Linked DNA regions of Homo sapiens: region 2 is linked to region 1. Evidence: chromatin contacts called from ENCODE Hi-C data. All regions are on one chromosome and are shown on one strand. The core of a region is the stretch at or near the end of the contact, and the rest is flanking DNA. Distances in the headings are between cores, read along the strand shown.

What was found. A loop is a pair of places that touch in the nucleus more often than their neighbours do. Pooled maps may share reads with other maps.
Region 2: a loop to region 1 is called in a map of PC-3, with 8 times the contacts of the local background. The contact joins two enhancer-like sites. A Hi-C loop is called at or near these places in 4 of 168 maps with a recorded cell type or tissue (IMR-90, PC-3, PC-9 and 1 more) and 2 of 50 pooled maps.

What each region holds. Positions count from the first base shown.
Region 1 is chr18:40,867,009-40,869,575 of GRCh38, reverse strand. No RefSeq gene overlaps it. Among named protein-coding and RNA genes, the nearest start is that of KC6, 650 kb to the left of the region's middle. RefSeq lists a silencer at 1,884-2,084. Within about 2 kb of position 1,300, at least 3 of the 41 ENCODE cell types and tissues checked have a DNase peak (open chromatin) inside an H3K27ac peak, as active enhancers do; they include PC-3, where a contact is called at or near this core.
Region 2 is chr18:41,074,040-41,076,606 of GRCh38, reverse strand. No RefSeq gene overlaps it. Among named protein-coding and RNA genes, the nearest start is that of KC6, 450 kb to the left of the region's middle. Within about 2 kb of position 1,271, at least 2 of the 41 ENCODE cell types and tissues checked have a DNase peak (open chromatin) inside an H3K27ac peak, as active enhancers do; they include PC-3, where a contact is called at or near this core.

The DNA.
Region 1 (2,567 bases), core at 51-2,550:
TCTTGCCTTTTTATTTATTTTTAATATGTCTTCTGTAGGATCATACAAAAATTCTTTGAGGTGAGGGAAAAAAAATCTTACTAATTTTTATATCCTTCTATGATAGTTAATAAAATTTTTTCAACATACAGTAGTCCTCTCTTATCTGTGAGAAATGCTCCAAGAACCTCAGTGGATGCCTGAAACTGTGCATAGTACCAAACCCTATATGTGTTATGTTTTTTTTCCCATGCAGTCATGTGCAACATAAGGACTTTTCAGTCAATGAAGTACTACATATACCACAGTGGGCCCATAAGATTATAATACCGTATTTTCACTATGGAATAGTATGCAGCTATAAAAAGAAGAATACAATCATGTCCTTTGGGGCAACATGGATGGAGTTAGAGGACATTATCCCTAATAGAATAACTCAGAAACAGGAAATCAAAGGCCACATGTTCTCCTCATAAGTGGGAGCTAAAAGGCCACATGTTCTCCTCATAAGTGGGAGCTAAACAATGGGTACACATGAACATAAAGATGGAAATACTAGGGGACTGGAGACTGTAAAATGGGGGAGGGTAAAAAGGAGATGAGGGTTAAAAAATTACTTACTGGTACCAGGTTGATTATCTGGATAATGGGAAAACTAGAAGTCCAATCCCCAAGAGTACACAATATACTCATGTATCAAACATGCACATTACTCCCTGAATCTAAAATAAAATAAAAATTTTGAAGAAGTTTACAATACTACATTTTTACTGTACTTTATGTATATTTAGATAAATTTATATACACAATTACTTATCATTGTGTTACAGTTTCCTACAGTATTCAGTACAGTAACATTCTGTCCAGATTTGTAGCCTAGAAGCAATAGTATACCAGCCTAGGTGTGTCATAGAGTACACCAGCTAGGTTTCAGTACAATCTATAACGTTCCCACAAGAACAGAATTGCATAATCACATGTTTCTATGAACATATCACCATTGTTAAGCTTCATCATTAAAATTAAGAGTATAATACACACTTTGTAGAATCGTGTAGAGTTTTAGAAACAAGCTATTTTGTTTGTTTGCAATGATAAAATTTAATTTATAAACTGGGCACAGTAAGAGATTATCAACAATGACTAAGAATCTTACAGAGTCATTATAACAATATGCCAGCATCACTATGGTTGCACTTTGGGGCCACTGTTAAGTAAAATAAAGATGACATACATAAGCATTGTGATAGTGTGACAGTCAATCTGATAATGGAGATGACCAGTAAGTGACTCATGGGTAGGGCGTGTGCAGAGCAGAAACACTGGACGATGAGTTCACATCTCAAGCAAGACAGAGCAGGACAGGGTGAGATTTCATCACACTACTTAGAACAACACACAATTTAAAAGTTGTGAATTAATTCTAGAATTTTCCATTTAATATTTTTAGACTGCAATTGGCCATAGGTAACTGACACCACAGAAAGCAGAACCATAGATAAGGAGGGACGACTGTAGTAGCTACTCAACACACGTTTGCTAAATTAATGACCCTATTTGGGGAGAATATTAGGGAGTGTGTTATTTGAAATGAGAGTTAAGAAAAATGAGGCCAAAGCCATAAAGTTTGTAATTAGCCAATTAGCACAAGAAAACTCGTTTTTCTGACTTTTATATCTATGCCAAGACCAGTGAATCAAATTGCTTTCTATTGATATGTAGCACACCTAGTTCCTCAATTCCCAGAGTTTGCTTTTAAAAAGAAACTTATCAGTTTTCTGTTCAGGGAAACCTCAAAAACTCAGGGAAGCTTATCCTCAGGGTATTTTTAAAAGGTAAGGAACCTACAGTGTTAGCCGATGTTTTACACTGCTCAGATATATCCAGTTACAATAGGCTTTATGATGTAACATTAAGTGGAAATTTCAAGATTGCTTCTAGTCCAGGAGGAGCAGATATTTGTGACTCAGGAGTCTTTTAACTTCTGCTGACTTGTACATGCTGCCTCATCTGCCTACATAGCATTTGCCCAGACTTAGGATTGAAACTGAAGACACATCTGGTCTCCTAAGGGATTCAGAATTTGGGCGTTTAGCATTGATATTTTTAGTCCCTAACATACCAATTTTCCCTGTCAGCCAGACTTTTATATGGATACATTCTTAACCCATCTGATATGAACTAGGAAACTAAAATAAAAGCTTCTCATTCAAGAAGCAGACACACCGACAAAGAAGGCTGTCGTGAATGTGCATTTCTTGAAATACTTGCTATAATTCCCTGAAGTCCTATAACCTTCCCTGACATCAGTGAAAATTATTAGTTTTGTTCTTTGCTGTCATGTATCATGGTTACCTCTAATTGAAATGGAGGTGTTCCGAATAGCACAATCAGTTAAGAATCTTGCCAAGTGCCTCATTTGGATAATTTATAGCAGGATTCAAAGCTGATGAGTTTAGAGCCCATGAGTCCCTGGAGTCCTTAATCTTTGATCATATTTTGTGGTGGGACAATGCTTGATGAGACTGGAGTTTGAAGATAACTGCTTCCTGTAAATGTATTTATCAAATATCAATGTTCCCAGCAAA
Region 2 (2,567 bases), core at 22-2,521, 210 kb before region 1:
GACTTTTTGGTTTAACAAAACAGCATATGAACAAGATATCATAGTCAATAAAATACATTTGCTTCCTTGACACAAACTAGTGTGATGACCTTGGGCTAGTTACAGGTTAAATGTGATTGCAAATTGTCTTCCTCTAAATTTCTTCCCATACCTAATTTTGATAATTATGTGCTTTTCTATCCAAATGACAGAGCTTTATGTGCAAAGTCCTGCACTAGTTTCTGGAGCTACAAAGGAGATACTTAAGATGCATTTTATTTAGTTAGGTAGACAGGATGTGTATTTTTCATTGTTTTGTGGTTTTTGGTTTTCAATTCTATTTTTGCTTCTTTTTTTAATGTGAAGAACCTGATATTCCCTGCCTCAGAAAGAGTTGTACAGACTTTGTGCTGTAGGATGAGTTGGCTTCCACTGCTTAAAGATTATAACAGAAAATTGTGTGCCTCCATCAAGGTTATCACTGTCTGAGACACATGGTAAATAGTTCCCTACAAAGTAGGTGAATCATTTTGCCCAGAGCCATTTGCCTAAAGGGCTCCTGAAAGTGAAACACATTGGCTGGGTGTGGTGGCTCACACCTGTAATCCCAGTAATTTGGGGGCCTGAGGCAAGTGGATGACTTGAGGTTAGGAGTCTGAGACCAGCCTGCTCAACTTGGTGAAACCCCGTCTCTACTAAAAATACAAAAAATTAGCTAGGCATGTTGGCTCACACCTGTAATCCCAGTTACTTGGGAGGCTGAGGCAGGAGAATAGCTTGTACCCAGGAGGCAGGAGGTTGAAGTTGAAGTAAGCAGAGATCGCGCCACTGCACTCCAGCCTGGGCGACAGAGTGAGACTCCGTCTCAAAAAAAAAAAAAAAAAAAAAAAAAGGAAGTGAAGCACATTGAGCTCTGATGTCCAAGATTTGAAGTAGAGAGGCCTAGCCAGGAGACAGAGCAGCCTCTCCTAAAACCAAGTAGAAAGAAAAGACAAACTCTCTCTGAATTAAATTGCCCTAAGAAACAGAGGAGATCTTAGATTTAGGCTTAAGACAAACATGTAGGAGGTACTGAGAAGAGAACTGAAAGTTGTCTCTGACTCAGTCCTTTTGGCAAACAAAGCCCTACCGTGTAATTTAGAGTGATCCATTATTGTGTGATCAGCTTGTAACAGAACAGAATATGGATAAACAAAGGCATGAAATATATCAGGAGTTCAAACATAGGATATGGTTTCAGGAACTCATTCCTGCAGGAATGAGGTCATTTTCCCTTAAAGAATCTTGATTGCCTGTGCAGGAATCTGAAACAGCCAGCAAGACATGCTGTAAGCCCCAGCCCTGAAGAGTGACTCCTCAATAGCCACCTCATATGACAGCAAGAAGTCATGTTGGAGGTAATCTCATTAAACTCTTCCTCCCAGCCCCGGGCTTGGGTAATGGGGAGTCAAGGTGGTTAAGTCTTGAAAAGGGAATAAATTCCTTTAGGAACTACTGAAGGGAATAAAATATCAATTAGAAATATTACAGTGCTCTAAGTGTGTTTGTACTCCAAGTTGTAAAACAGGTCACAGCAGTTTTAAAACTAGATAATAAGATAGATTACAATGAAATAAATGGGCTGCATTGGATTATTGTCTAAGAATTAAATGAGAGATATGGATGGTGAGTTCTGAATCTGTCAGGGGAAAGATCAGCTTTGTGGGGGCAGAAGGAAGAAGTCACCCCAATGAGGTTAGAGTTGGAAAATGAGACAGTCTTTGAAAGCATGGAAGGATTCAGAATAAAAGAATAATATGAAAGCAATGTCATAAAGAGAGATATGGTGAAAAAAATATACAATATATGATGAGGGATAATGAGAAGACAGTAAAATATAAACCACATATAAATTGCTTATGCATAATTGCTAAAGAGATAGAACCTGAAGGAATTTTTGATAAAAATTGACTCCTATCAACATCTTATCAAAATGGATATTTTGTTCTAAAATGCTGTAGTATATAGCACTGATATTACACATTGTGTATGAATTGCCATCAGTAGACCATGTATACATAAAATTTGCTAGATTGACATTTATTTTATTGTACCCAGCCCCAATTTTTTTCATTTAAATAGAATAATGTCCACTGTCGACTTCAATAATTCAGAATCCAACAGACCCTATTCAGGGCTATGGCCATCGACAAGTTCAGAGGACATCGCTCACCTTGTGTTCTATGTGTAGGACACCCCTGGGTTGAGGACTGCACAGTATTTGTGGCAGTAGATACAGACTCTGACTATAGCACCCCTTTTATTATGTATGTCTATTTGCATGAGTAAGTGGAATGTCAAAGAAAGTGTTCTGGAATTTCTTGGGCAAAACATTTTCCTGGGCTGTTTAAAATGTCATTTTATGTAACCTTCCCAAAATCTTTATTGGATAGATATTATAACCCCCATTTAACAGATGAAAAAACTGAAGTTTACATCATTTTTTGTCCAAGTCACAGTTTTGCGCTTGGTGAAACTGAGTTACAGATCTAGATCTATCTTAAGTTTTGATGTATTAGGGGTGTTTGTGTGTTTGTATTGTGTTTTCT